Regions from separate parts of the Mus musculus genome. Here region 2 is linked to region 1. Evidence: chromatin contacts called from ENCODE Hi-C or POLR2A ChIA-PET data. All regions are on one chromosome and are shown on one strand. The core of a region is the stretch at or near the end of the contact, and the rest is flanking DNA. Distances in the headings are between cores, read along the strand shown. Region 1 holds the start of 4931440J10Rik (RIKEN cDNA 4931440J10 gene). Region 2 overlaps Wdfy2 (WD repeat and FYVE domain containing 2).

The links. A loop is a pair of places that touch in the nucleus more often than their neighbours do. ChIA-PET counts read pairs that join two places held with the same protein, here RNA polymerase II (POLR2A).
Region 2: POLR2A ChIA-PET joins it to region 1 with 13 read pairs in Patski. The contact joins the enhancer-like site here to the promoter of 4931440J10Rik in region 1. A Hi-C loop is called at or near these places in 1 of 37 maps with a recorded cell type or tissue (mature B cell). POLR2A ChIA-PET finds 5 or more read pairs at or near these places in 3 of 5 experiments (Patski and embryonic stem cell).

What each region holds. Positions count from the first base shown.
Region 1 is chr14:62,758,818-62,765,716 of GRCm38, reverse strand. It overlaps 4931440J10Rik (RIKEN cDNA 4931440J10 gene), which reads right to left and starts at 5,216. Exons shown (of 7, transcript NR_045503.1): 1 at 5,131-5,216. Ints6 (integrator complex subunit 6) reads left to right here and starts at 4,605. Exons shown (of 19, transcript NM_008715.2): 1 at 4,605-5,169; 2 at 5,474-5,551; 3 at 6,367-6,516. The coding sequence starts at 5,059.
Region 2 is chr14:62,847,868-62,855,031 of GRCm38, reverse strand. All of the region lies in intron 1 of Wdfy2 (WD repeat and FYVE domain containing 2), which reads right to left. Among named protein-coding and RNA genes, the nearest start is that of Gm26536, 13 kb to the right of the region's middle. Within about 2 kb of position 3,794, at least 2 of the 3 ENCODE cell types and tissues checked have a DNase peak (open chromatin) inside an H3K27ac peak, as active enhancers do.

The DNA.
Region 1 (6,899 bases), core at 3,967-6,466:
CTTCTAGCCCATCCCTCAGACCATGTGTAATTAAAGCAGAGTTGGGTACAACAGCTGGTATAACAGGTGGTAGAGAGCAGCTGGATAGTCAGGTGAGAATATTATGCCTTCTTAGTCCCTCTGTGCTGGGATATAAACCACCAAGCCCAGCTGTGATGATCTTTTGCAATGGAGTGCAGTTCAATGCCCTAATATGGGGGTCACTTGGCTCAGAAGACAGCCACTCACGACAATGGCATATTCACATATCAAAGCCCACATTATTGGCACATGATTATTTTAAAAGTGTTACTACCCTGCTTAGTTGGTTTAAAATAATCAAAAACAGTTCTGGTTGGCTCCTACAGAGGATATAACTTACCAGTTCTGCCAGAACACTACTACTTTGACATTTTAGGTATACTATTATTTAAGTAGAGTCACCCTGTTTTTAATTTTCCATATACTTTTTTTATTCCCTCTGAAAGTGGAACAAGGACGTTTGGGTTGGACTCTCTATTTTTAGGATTTTTGAGACAGTTTCTCTGTGTTGCCCTGGCTGTCCTGGAACTCGCTCTGTAGAACAGACTGGTCTTGAACTTAAGAGATCCATCTGCCTCTGCCTCCCGAGTTCTGGGACTAAAGGCATGTGCTCACAACCTGGCTTACTCCCTATTTTTAAAAGAAACCGTTTTTGTTGTTTTATGAGTGTTTTGCTTGTACCATTTGTGTGCCTGGTGCTTATGGAAGTCAGAAGGGGGTGATGGATCCCATGGAATGGAGTTGTAGACAATTGTGAGCTGCCATTTGGGTGATGGGAACCAAACCCTAGCCCATGGCCAAAGAAAGTGCTCTAATCACTGAAGAACCCTGCCAGTTTCAGGATAGCATCCCTTTAAAAACACCAGCAAAGCTGGGCAGTGGTGGCGCATGCCTTTAATCCCAGCACTTGGGAGGCAGAGGCAGGTGGATTTGTGGGTCTACAGAGTGAGTTCCAGGACAGCTAGGGCTACACAGAGAAACCCTGTCTCGGAAAAACAAACAAATTAACAAACACCCACCAGCAAAGACCAGCTTCTCTCCCATGCTTGATGACTAGTGCCCCCTCTCAGAAAAGCGCCCACGGTGTGGCAGCACAGTCCTTGCACACACCAAAGTCTGGCACTTTACCAACACAGGGGTTATTTATTCAGTTGGAGCTGAGGAAATACTTGGTTTGAATTGAGGGCACATGTTTAAGAAAGTAAGCCTGAGTAGAAGTCCTCCAAGAACCTCAAAAAGAAAACGAAGGAAGGAAAGAGTCACTGTGTTCATCTCCTGTTTACTTCAGGGCCAAAGTTTGCTCGGAATGGTCACACTCTGCAGAGCCATTTTGTGTTCTTGTTCTCTTTCTTCCTTTGCCAAATACAATCGAAGTCATGTGTATACATCATAGCTCCACTACACAGATTGGTGATCACATTCAGCATTTTCTTTATTTTTTAAAAAACAAATGCAGTAATTACAAGGATATGGGAAAATACTACTAGAGGCCAAATGCATATATTATTCTTGTACATTGAACATGTAGTATTGTGTATGTGCATGTTTATGGGATGGGTGATGGAGCACATGATATAAATATGAAGGTCAGAGAACAATCGGGTGGAGTCAATTTTCTCCTTCTGCCATTAATTGTTATGAGAATCAAGTTGAAGTTGCCAGGCTTAGGAGGCAAATGTCTATCTCCTGTGCCATCTTGCCAGCCCTAAACATGTGATTATTGGAGCTTTCAGTATTATAAGATTCAACTGAATAGAAAATTTAAAATATGGAGACCAGGGCCTATTCAATTCTAATTTAACTTTATTATTTGTGCACGTGATATATGTGATGTACAACATCAAGCATGTGGAATCAGAGGATAATTGTGTGGATAATTGTGTTGTCTCTCCTTCTAAGTGGGTTTCAGGGATCAAACTCAGGTCTCCAGGAGACAAGCGCTCTTATCCTCCTTGCTCTCCCCTACCCTAACTGCACTGGACCTTCTTCCTCTTGGTATGGACACTCGGTGCATTATGTTTTAAGGCTCTATAGGCAATGCTAATGCATGAGTCCCAGCTAAGAACTGCTCTTACATCATCGCCAACCAAGCAAACCAGTCACTTCAGAGTAAGTGTAGCCCATTTCTGTCTAGGGCTGATTGTCAATGTCTCCTGGTTTCTGACTTGTATCTGCTGTATAAATACATATACAGACATAGACATATATATCCTATTTCCTGTTCAACTTAATGGCCTTGTCATATAGAACTTCTGAGCTTTCTGGCTGAAAATCTGATCTTTGGTCTTCAGTGCTATCACAAGCATGGGTTCTGGTTATTTGCTCCAGGTGAGTTCTCAAGATTTGTCTCTCCTGATCTTTGCATTTAACCTGCAACTTCACCACACATGTCCATAACAACCCTAGATGACAACCTGCCAACACCACTGATTCAGGGAATAACTGCCATGGTTTAATTGGAAAATGATCTCAAATAACTGTAAAAGATATATTAATTATGGGAGTATGTTATATCATCAGACTCATCTGATTTCCTTCAAACATGGTTTTGGTTTAGCCTCCCTCCTCGCCATCAGAACTAACCTAATATGGAGGAGGAAATTTCTTTCTCTGGACTAAAGGCATTCTGCTATCTGGGCCTGATAACCTTGCTGGCTGGTACCTCTGCCTAGCTGTGACTATCAGCAAAGCTTTCTTCACATTTTTAGTGCCCTGATTTTTCTCTTCTCTTTTTTCTTTTCACTAGCAGCTGCTGTTGCTTCTTTAACTCATATTGGGCTCATACTATTCCACAATACACAGGAAGTAGACATTATTATGGCCTGTTTTCAGACAGGCAGGACTCACACACATTTGAGAGGCCATGGCCAGAAGGGAGACGAATTCTCTGAAAATTATGCACTAACACGGAAAGAAAAATGTCAGAGCTGCAAAAACAACTCTGTATTGTCACTGATCTCTTATTAGGATCTTCTTGAGATCTGAAGTCTTAAGCAACAAACACAAACCTTGGAAACTATTCCTATCACCCTCCATTTAAGGGATTGTTTTTTTCTTCCCGAATTACAATAATCATTTTCTGATTTTCAACGTTTTTATATTTTCTTCGAATACTGCAAACTCTTTGAAGACAGGGACCACAATTCATATATTAATTTCTACCAGCCCCAGGCATAACTAGCCTGCAGCACATCCTGGTTGTTATTTAATCAGTTAATAGTCTTACTCTCTAATAAACTCATGCCTGTACTATGGTTTATTCCCATAGAACAGTATGCTACTATTTACTGATAATAAGTTAAACAACGTTCTGAGGCTTTTGTTTTTGAAATATTAGGAAAAGCCCAAACAACAAAGCCTGATTTTAAAAAAGCGCCACAAGCATGTCACTACAGATGCCCAGCAGGCCAGAATTTCAGCAGAGAAAATCCGGAAATGCAGGGCCAGTGGGAGAAGCCCTACAAATACCGACTCTTAAAAGGCCTCAATGTTCCGAATTCAACTCATATTTCAGGCAGCGGGTCTTGCAGTTTCCCAACTACATTTGAGAACAATTCTCCGGACTTGCAGGTGCAGACTGAAGACTTAATATGACAGGGGTTGAGAATGTTTTCCGACACAACACTGGCAAAGACTTGAGAGGCGGGTTTCCCAGGAACCTATCTATTCTCTGGGTCACCTGCGCAACGTGGTCATCCCTTTTCACTTTTAAAACGAGGGCAGTGGATTAGGATTTGGAAGGCCCCCCTTTCATTTCTTAATCTAGTCTAGTGCCTTAACACGATTTGAAGAGAGAACTAGGTTGGAGAGGACAGTTGCTTTACTAGTCCACATCTGAGTTCCGCTTCGGGTTTGCAGGGTTGGGTGAGGCACTCCAGGGCTGGCTTCCTTTTCGGTGGATCCTCTGACCGGCTAGAGCCGGAGCCGAAAGACCGGCGGGGATTAATACCAGGTCATAAACAACCTCTCACTTCCCCTCCCCCGCCCCCTCCGGGCCGCCCCAAGGCCCGGCCTGCTGCAGCCGCGTGGGCCTGCGCGCTCCCGTATTCTTCGTCCGTTCACCCTTCTTGGCCCTGCGTTCTCAAATCGCGACGCAGGGCCCTCACCCACAGGTTGGGGGCGGCTTCCACTTCCCTTCTCCCGACCCTGTCACCGCGCACAGCCAAAAGGCCGGCCGCCTTGACACACACGCCTAGGGCCGCTGCCCGCCCTCCGCGCGCCGACGCAGTCCCCGCCCCAACCCGCGGTGCTTCCGCGGCCTGTCCCCGCCCCTTCCCGAAGCCCGCCTCCCGGCTGCGGGCTTCGGGCCGCCCGCCGCCCCTTGCGCGCTGGCTCTAGCGTGCACCCGCTGCCCCGCCTCCGCGCGTGCTCAATAACTGTCCTCTCGGTCGGCCTGCAGGCTTCCCCCGCCCCTGAGCTGTTTGAATATGCTAATGAGGCTGTAAGGACCAGCCAATAGGGCAGTGGGCCTGTGGATCACATGACCCGAGTACGTGTCAGGGGCGGAGCCTACGTAGCCCCTGCCCGAGTTAAAACCGGAGTGTGAGAGAGAAAAGCGCTTCAGTAGCGAGAGGGGCTGAGAAAGTGGTGACACCGCTGGGGTGCGGAGGGAGTCTCTCAAACTTCTCTCAACAGCCCCAGGGCCAATCTCCCCTCAGCCCACTCCCCTCTTCGCCAGATCCCTGGTCCCCACTCCCTGCACTGGGGGTGGGGTGGGGAACTGGGCCCGTCTCCCGCGGGGACACACACAGGGTCCGGGAGTGGGGACGGGACCCCCAGGCCGGGGGGGACGGACGGACAGACGGCCGCGCGGCCGCCCCAGCGGGCAGGCAGGCCGGAGGCGGGGGTACGGCCGGGAGGACCTGGGCTGGGGAGTTTCCTCTCAACTATCGGGGGAGAAACTCCCCATAGCTGGTGTTTTCCTCCCGGGGGCCGCGTTCCCCGCCCCGCGTATCGGCGGTTGCCGCCGCCGCCGCCGGTGCTTCCACCTCTGCCATCTCTTCACCACCTCGGGCCCCGGTGTCCCCGGCCAGCACTATGCCCATCTTACTGTTCCTGATAGACACGTCTGCCTCTATGAACCAGCGCAGCCATCTGGGCACCACCTACCTGGACACGGCCAAAGGCGCGGTAGAGACCTTCATGAAGGTACCGACTAACCCAGCCCCGGTGGTGACCCGGACCCGGTGGCCCGCGGGGGGCAGGGCGGGGGGCAGCGGGTTTACTGCGGGCTCCGCGGGCGCGGGGACCCCTCCCCCACCGCGCGGGCGGGCGGGCGCTGGGAGCGGGCTCTGCTGGGCCTGGCCCATGTGGGGCTGCTGTGGGTGCGGGGGGCGGCGGAGGGACGGCCCTGCGTGTGCGGTACTGTGGGGGCGGCCAGCGACCCTTCTGCGACTGGTAACCTCGCCTCTGTGTTTCCCTCTCTCCCGCCCGTCCCCACCCTGGCCCGCAGCTCCGTGCCCGGGACCCTGCCAGCAGAGGAGACAGGTATATGCTGGTCACTTTCGAAGAGCCGCCCTATGCTATCAAGGTAACAGCCCTCGCCCTCCCCCTCCCTTCCCTGATCCTGCCTAGCTCGCCCTCCCCGCCCCCTCTTCATTATGCTCCCCTCCCCCACGGCCGCTCCCGCCTCCAGGTCCCTTCCCCGCGGCCTCCCACCCCTCCCCAGCCCGGGAGCGTCAGCGAGGTGGCAGTTTCTGGCCCACCGCCGTCCCCTCCGGGTCCTGCTCGGCCTGGCGGCGGAGGCGCTACGATCAACATGGCCGACATTTCCCCTCCGCGGCGTGAGCGGCAGCAATGAACTGTGGGGGATATTTATTCAAGTTAGCCCGAGTGACAGCGGGGCCCAGCCTTGCCTAGCCCGGGTTTGCATTAAAAGGGAATCAGCCAAAGCTGGCAGGGAAGCCTGGAGGGGGGCTTCGAGACTTGGTCATCACAGAGTGGAACTAGGAAGGCCACCGATCGGTGGGACAGCTGTGGTCAACTTAAGAAGTCCTGCTGCCATCTGCCTCCCACTAGCACCGTCGCAACACCCGTCCCTTGCACACAATTTGGAGGATGTTATGTTAGCAAATTTCCCAGTGAAGTTATTAAAGTATTAAGACGGTTGTTAACTTAACAAAAGGTGTAGGGCAAGCAGGTTCATTCTTGGCCACCTTTGGAAGAGTTTCCTCACCAGAGACAACAGTTATAACACATTCCCCAAGCCATATCAAGCAAAAGTGAAGTTAAATATGCAAACCTGAAATGGAATACCTACTTGGTGGACATCACATTGTAATCGGTGTCCATGTGTGTACATGACTTCAAATGATAAAAAAAAAAATCTTACATCTTTCTTTTCAGGCTGGATGGAAAGAAAACCATGCAACGTTTATGAATGAACTGAAAAACCTTCAGGCAGAAGGACTTACGACTCTTGGCCAATCCCTAAGGACAGCTTTTGATTTGTTAAATTTAAATAGATTAGTAACTGGCATAGACAACTATGGGCAGGTAGGTTGAATACTAAGGTAGAAAAGAGTTGTTTTTATTTTTGTGTACAAAACCACAATCCAGTCCAAAAGTATGTAACATGGAATGCAAGTATAAAACATTGGAGGTTGAACAACAGTGCACACCGTTCAAAACATCTAAGGTATTATGGCCGCATATCCCCCACGCCCCTTTAAATGTATTTGCATTCAGAATTCAAATCTGAATTCTTGGCTAGAAAGTTGACACACATTTGGTTTCAGTCCCTCAGAGTTCATAAAAAAGACATAAAAGGGAAGGTGTCCTGCCTCAATGTATCAGTCTGAGTTTCCTGTAGGCACATATGCAACCATTGAATGGGCCACAGCCATTAGCTGACTTCGTAGTTGCTTCTATATTATAAA
Region 2 (7,164 bases), core at 2,545-5,044, 91 kb before region 1:
ACACGCCGGTTGTCTTTGCTTTCTTTGCTGATAAACACCATGACCAAAAGCAAGTTGTCTGTTAACTGCACTTCAGCTCCAGCCCAGCCTCAAGTTGACACGAAAACTGTGAGGTGAACTGAAAGAAGATGGCTTTTCTCTGAGAATTTAAGTCTCTACCACACCTTCCATACGCCCCCCTTCCACTCCCAGAAGGCAAGTCAGAGCATCACTTTCTGGCCAGGTGGTAGTGGCTCACGCCTTTAACCCCAGCACTCTGTAGGCAGAGGCAGGCAAATCTCTAGTGTTCAAGGTCTGGTCTACAGAGCAAGTTCCAGAACAGCAAAGACTGCAGAGAGAAACCCTGTCTTGAAAAACCAAAAAACCAAATCAAAAATAAATTCACTTTCTGCATTCTAACATTTGAGGAATCAAGCCTTGACGTCCTCTTATTTTCAAACACTCTTCCTTTAGAAAGGTGACTGCTAATCAAAGAACTGGTGGCTCATTCCTGCAAAATACACACGTCAATTTATCCTTACAAAACTTTCAAGTATGGAGCTGGAGAGATGGCTCGGTGGTTAAAAGCTCAGGCTTCTCTTGCAGAGTTCCCAGCACCCATATGGCTTACAACCATCCAGAACTCCAGGCCCAGGGGATCTGATGCCTTGTTCTGACCGTTTTGGGTACCAGGCACTCACAAAGTTCATACATATACCTGCAGGTCAAACATTCATACACATAGAGTAAAACCTTAAAAATTCAAAACAATAAGCATCAAAAATGAACAATGACGGGGAGTAGTGGCACAGGCCTGTCATTCCAGCACTGGGAGGCAGAGGCAGGCAGATCTCTGAGTTCAAGGCCAGCCTGGTCTGCACAGTGAGTTCTAGGACTGCCAGGACTATACAATGAGATCTTGTTTCAAACAAAAACCATTAACAAGACTTCTACATGTTTTTAGGTGGACATGGAATTTAAGAGAGGACACAAAACAGCTTACACATTATTCTGCAACCTGCTTATTTAATAGCCCATAGTCAATGCTGTTGTTAATTACTGCACTGTTAGTTACCTGTTAATAACTGCCTGGCCCAAACAATTGAGCTATCCATGCCTTCCCAGACACAAAGCTTGTCTCACCCTTTCTTAATCACAGTGTGAAACCATGATCGCCACTGTCTGAAACATGCCCAGCCGGAGGCTATGCTGTATGCATTAGTCAGGATGTGCAGCCCAACGGTTTCCAAGATGACGGAGGGCCCCTTTCTCTTCAGAGCATTACAAGACTGGAAAATAACAATTTTTAAAACATCTGCTAAGACTAGAATCTCAGTGGTGTTTCAGTGTTTCTTTGACGTTCTAATGTCCAATTATTTATATCCAACATTTTTGTAATGTCTTTGTGTTCAGATTTTCAGTAAAATTTAGTTTTTATTATTATTTATTTATAGGGACTGTATTTTGAACAATCATAGTTTTAAATATATATTACAAATATATTTTCCTCCAGGCTCTCATTTATAAGACTGGCTTTTAACATTGACTTTTTAAAATGAATGTAGCTTATACTTTCCGAAATTTCCTGTTATAATTTCAGGATTTCAAGACATCATTCTTTAAATTAACTCTAAGCTTATGTCAGCTAAGTGAATATTTTCACAAATAATACAATTAATTCTCCCCTTTTGGCTCTTTGGGTCCTAACTAAGCTTATTTAATCTCATATTTAAATGTCTATACAGCCTCTCAGAGCGCTGTCACTCTACAGGAACCAGCACTGTGTCAGTGTGAAGCAGGCTTCCAATAAATGTTCAGATATTCTATTCTTCCCAAGTCCCTCTAGTTTTATAGACAACAATGGTATAAATTCTTCTCAAAACTTTTTCCCACCAAATTACACTGAGGGGGGCATGGGCCAGCCTGTGTGAGTGAGGGCTGAGACACTTCTGGTTAAGGAGATGTGAGCAGAAGTCACTGACTGAGCTTCCAGGAAGCTCGGAACGAGCACAGGTGCAGTTGACGGATGCCTCTGCCTTCTGCTCTCCTCCTGCCTGTCTGGAAGGCAGACCAGCATTGACAGGTGTCACCTGTGGTTCTCTTGGTGCTAAAGCACTCTCATCAGGACACATGGGGAGGGAAAAAAAAACAGCTAAAGACTTTTTGTTTTCTGTTTTGTTTGTGTATTTGTTTGTTTGAGACAGGGTTTCACCTCTGTGTATCCCTGGCTGTCCTGAAACTCACCCTGTAGACCAGGCTGGCATCGAACTCCTGAGAGCTGGAATTAAAAAGGCTTGTGACACCACTGCCCAGCTAAGATATCCCTTTCAAAAGCTTATTACATTTACCACCAGTGGAATGAATTAGACAGTTGACTGTTACCCTAAGGAAGGACAAATGAGCTTGGGACACACTGCAGGCATAATGCATTTGTGCACTGTGTAAAGGTTATCCTTGTGCTATTCGAATGCCACTTCTCTCCCTCACATCTCGTTTCAATCTGGACATGGCACTGTAACGCTTAAGTCAAGAATCTCCTGTTTCAAGTTTGTGTAAACATTCTTACCTTTTACTCTGCCCTGTCAATAAATGCTGATCACCCAATGGCTGGGCAGAAGACAGAATACAGCGGAAGCTTCCTCCAGCCAGGGGAAGGAGGGAGGGAGGATTCAGATCCATCATAGAAGGTCTGAGAAGCCACCATGAGTAAAAAACATCGGAAGCCCAAAAGCCAGATCAATAAAAATATGCAAGGATCACGGGATGAGGCTGGGAGGGAGCCAGATGAGCACGGGGTTATTACAGATCATTTGACTGCTCAGTACTGAGATGCAGCTTGAAATCAATCTTGGGTTTCTCTGCGTGGTTATTAGGAACTGGCAAAGGTAAAGAAATACAGCCGCCGGATTAACTCACTGCTTACATTTCTATTTCAAAGAATTCTCTTTATACAGACAGCAATCATAACACAATTCTTGAGTTCAAATGGAGGCTGCAGCTAGCCCTCCGCTAGTGAGATGAGGGGGTGCCATGCACTCTCTATGTTAACCTGGCTGGATTTAGAATCAACAGTGGAAACACACCTCTGGGATGTCTGTCAGGTTTTCTGAAAGCGTTAACTGAGGAGGCAAGACCACTCTGGATGTGGGCAGCACCACCTCATGGGCTGGGGTCCTGAGCTCAATAGAAAGTGAAGAAGAGAGACAGTGTTGAGTGCCAGCATTCACCTCTGCTTGGGACCGCAGAGGAGGTGTGGCCAGCTCATGCTCCTGACACCATGTCTTCCTCACCTCAACAGACTGTGTTCTCTCTTAAACCGAAAGCCAAATAAGGCCTCTCTTTCCTGGGAAGATAACAAAACACCGTGCATTCTGCATTAGACCCAGAATGCAGCTCCAAGTCGCACGCCCCGGAGCTTCCCACTGAACTCACCCCGGTGTCCTCATGAACTGAGCTGCTAGTTCACCACACATTGAATGCATGCATTTCACACCTCATGAAATCACCAAGGCAATCTTAAGAACTTTCTTTTTTCTTTATTAAGAGAATACCTTTTAGTTATTCTTTGGCAATGTAATAATTTAAACAATATATCACTTGGAGGGTTGTTTGTTTGTTTGTTTGTTTGTTTTTCAAGACAGGGTTTTCTGTATAACAGAGCTCTGGCTGTCCTGGAACTCCTTTGTAGACCAAGCTGGCCTCAAACTCACAGAGATCCATCTTGCTCTGCCTCCTCAGTGAGGTGTGGGCGGACACACACACTGCAGTCATCCCTCTCCTCCCTCCCGCTCTCTGTAATCCACAGAGTCTAATTAGTGCTGCAGGACTGAACACTGGCTGATCCTGCTGGCTTGGTTTTGTACAGGCAACCACGGCTTCAGTGAGCTCAGGAGTGCAGTGGCCCTGTCGGTTCCCAGAAGACAACATTACACAGCACTCCTCCCCACCCTCTGGCTCTTCTTACATTCTTTCCGCCCTCCTTTTCTATGACGTTCCTTGAGACCTGGGGGAGGAGATGTGAAACACAGATGTCCTACTTATGGTTAAGCACTAAGTAGTCACTTAAGTCTCAGCACTTTGACTATTTATGGTGTCTCTGCATTAACTGTTGAGCACTATAGAGAGAAGCTTGTCTGGCCAAGGCTGAGGGCAGCAGCCACTAATCTAGGATATAAATATAAATATTTAGAAGGCATGACAACATGTTCATATAGCAAGGCAACAACAGTAATGCTCTCCTCTAGGGCCTTTGACCAGACTTATAGTACAAGGCAAAAGAATTATTTCCTGTGAAGCAGACCTCAAATCCAATTCAAAAGTGGTTGGTTAGCCACCTCTCACTATAACAGCCAGGCCACTACTACACCAGTGGGCACATCTTGCCTTAGCAAGTCAGTTCACCAATGGGTAATATTATGGATAGCTCTTCTCCTCATATGGCCAGATAGTCCCTTCCAGCACTATGGTAGCTAGCCAACAGAGGAAGTTTTAAGGTCAGTTCTGGTTTGGTTTCTCTATATGTCCACAACCAATGTGTTGTATCTTCAGCAATAGGATCTTTCCATCTAGTTCCAGTGGGTAATCAAGAGCTATGGCAACAGGCTGAGGTTCGTCTAGGGTCTCTCTGGCCAATAACTTATAGGCAGGTATCCCATGGCATCTCGATAAATTTTCAAGGTAACTAGTAGATGGTCTCCTTAAACAAAGCACCTCTTAGCAAAGGATTGAAAATAAGGACACACTTAGATCTTCAGAGGAAGCAAGGGAACTTTATTTGGAGCAAAACAATAGTACAGATTTAAAAAGACATGCTGTCAAGATTGCTAGCAGACCACAGGAATGAGGCTATTCTAGGGCCCAGGCTACTGCCTGGGGTCTCTTTTTATGGGGTCTAAAGAGAGAGGGGGGCTGCTTCTACTAAGGCACATAGCTTGGGTGGTTCTCTGACATTACTGATAGATTGGGTTCTATACTCCCTTTTCTTACTGTGCACAACCCTTTCTATAATATACCTGATTTCAACATATGCATGACCAGTTATGTACAGGCAATAAAAAGGTAAAAGGAGGACACAGTTTGCTTTACTGTACACCTACATCTCAAACTAGTTCGGGTTAGATTAGTCCTTCTAGTATTCACACCCAGATATGCTGAGAATACACTTGAATAGAAACTGCAAGCTTGATTGCTATCAGGGTTAGAAAAGCTGACACTATTGTTTGAGAAATGGCATGTGTGTACCTAATGCAAGTAGGAGACTAAGTTGTCAGATGTGTTGTTGGGAAGGGAATGAGTGAATATAGTACTTGTAAGTGAAAAGTAGGCTACCAAGTGCATTAGTACAAGAGAGGGAGTGCACATAGCCCAAAACCACATTGGGGCCCCAGCATACTAAACTGTCTCCTATGCTTGCCAGCCTTAGCAGAACAAAATTACTCAGCCCAAAACTGGGGAGGTAGGAAAGGAGGATTCCTGACAATTATTGACCAGCCAGTCTAGCCAATCAGTGAATTCCAGCTTCAATGAGAGACTGCCTTGAAAAGTACAATGAAGTCTGTGAGACAGAAAGACGTCAATGGAAAGAAAGGGAGATAGAAACTGGTCAAGCAGATTTAGGAAAAGGAACCAAGGTTTATGTCCTTGGCCAGTAGCTGGAAATGTCCTTGGTTATGACCTGGATAGAAATAGAAGAAGAAAAAAAAACAAAAAAACAAAACAAAACAAAGCAAAAAAAACCAGACAATTCATGTGCCTTTCAATACTAACTCTGAATATTGATGGTCTCAATTCTCCAGTAAAAATACATAGACTACTACCAGTTTGGATTACAAAATAGGATCCACCTTTCTTTTTTCTGCTGCTAAGAAACATATCTCACTATCAACAGCAGACACCACCTTAAGATAAAAGAATGGAAAATGGTATTCCAAATAAATGGAACTAAGAACGTGTTGGTGTAGCTTTACTAATATCTGGTGAACTACACCTCAAACAAAACTAGTCAAAGGACATAAGGAGGAGCATTTTAGCTTCATTAGAGGAAAAAAATCCACCCACAAGATATTATCATTCTAAATATATATGCACCAACCAGAGCACCCAATTTCATAAAAGAACCTGTAGTAGACTTTTTAAACACACACACACACACACAGACACACACACACACACACACACACATACACACCAATATCAACACAGTGATAAGTGGGTATTTCAATACCTGGCTCTCACCAACAGACAGACCATTTAGAAAACCTAAACAGGGAAGCTCTGGAGTTGAATGATGTCAAGTCAAATGAACCTAACAGACACCCACGGAATGTCCCACCCAACACTACAGAACACATTCTTCTCAGCAGCCCATGAAATTTCTCCAAAATCCACCACATCCTGGGACACAAAGCAATTACAACAAATATAGGAAAACTGAAGTAGTTACCCTGCATTTCATCTTACCACAATAAAATAAAGCTAGTATCAACCGCAACAAATCTTAAAGGAAATATATAAACTCATGGAAATCAGCAATGCAGTGATGGTGCACACCTTTAGTCCAAGTACTTGTGAGACAGAGGCAAGCAGATCTCTATGAGTTCAAAGCCAGCCTGATCTACAGACTGAGTTCCAGGTTAGCCATGGCTACACAGAGAAACCCACCAACACTACAAAATGGCAACTGAGTCAAGGAAGAAATCAAGAAGAAAAATTTTTTAATTCCTGGAATAGAATAAAATATAAACACCTATGGGACACAACAAGGACCTACATCAAAATATTGGGGGATTTCAAGTTAATAATTTAATAATACATCTGAAGGCCTTGGAAAAGCAAAACAAAGAATAACCAAACATAGTAGTCTAGAAGAGATCATCAAAATTAGGGCTAAACTTAATGAAACTGAAACAAACAAAAACCAATACAAAGAATTAATGAAACAGAAAACATTCTTTGGAAAGAGTAACAATGCTGGAAAATCTTTAGCCAAATTAGCTGAAAGAAAGAAACCGAGGTTCCAAATAATAAAGTTAAGAGAGGAAAAGGAGGCATCACAACAAGCCCTGAGGAGATTCAGAGACTCGCCGAAACATTCTAAAGATCTGGACGCCACAGAACTAGAAAATCTAAAAGAAAATGGATGAATTTCTAGGTATATGTATATGGCCTATTAATACTAAAAATAAG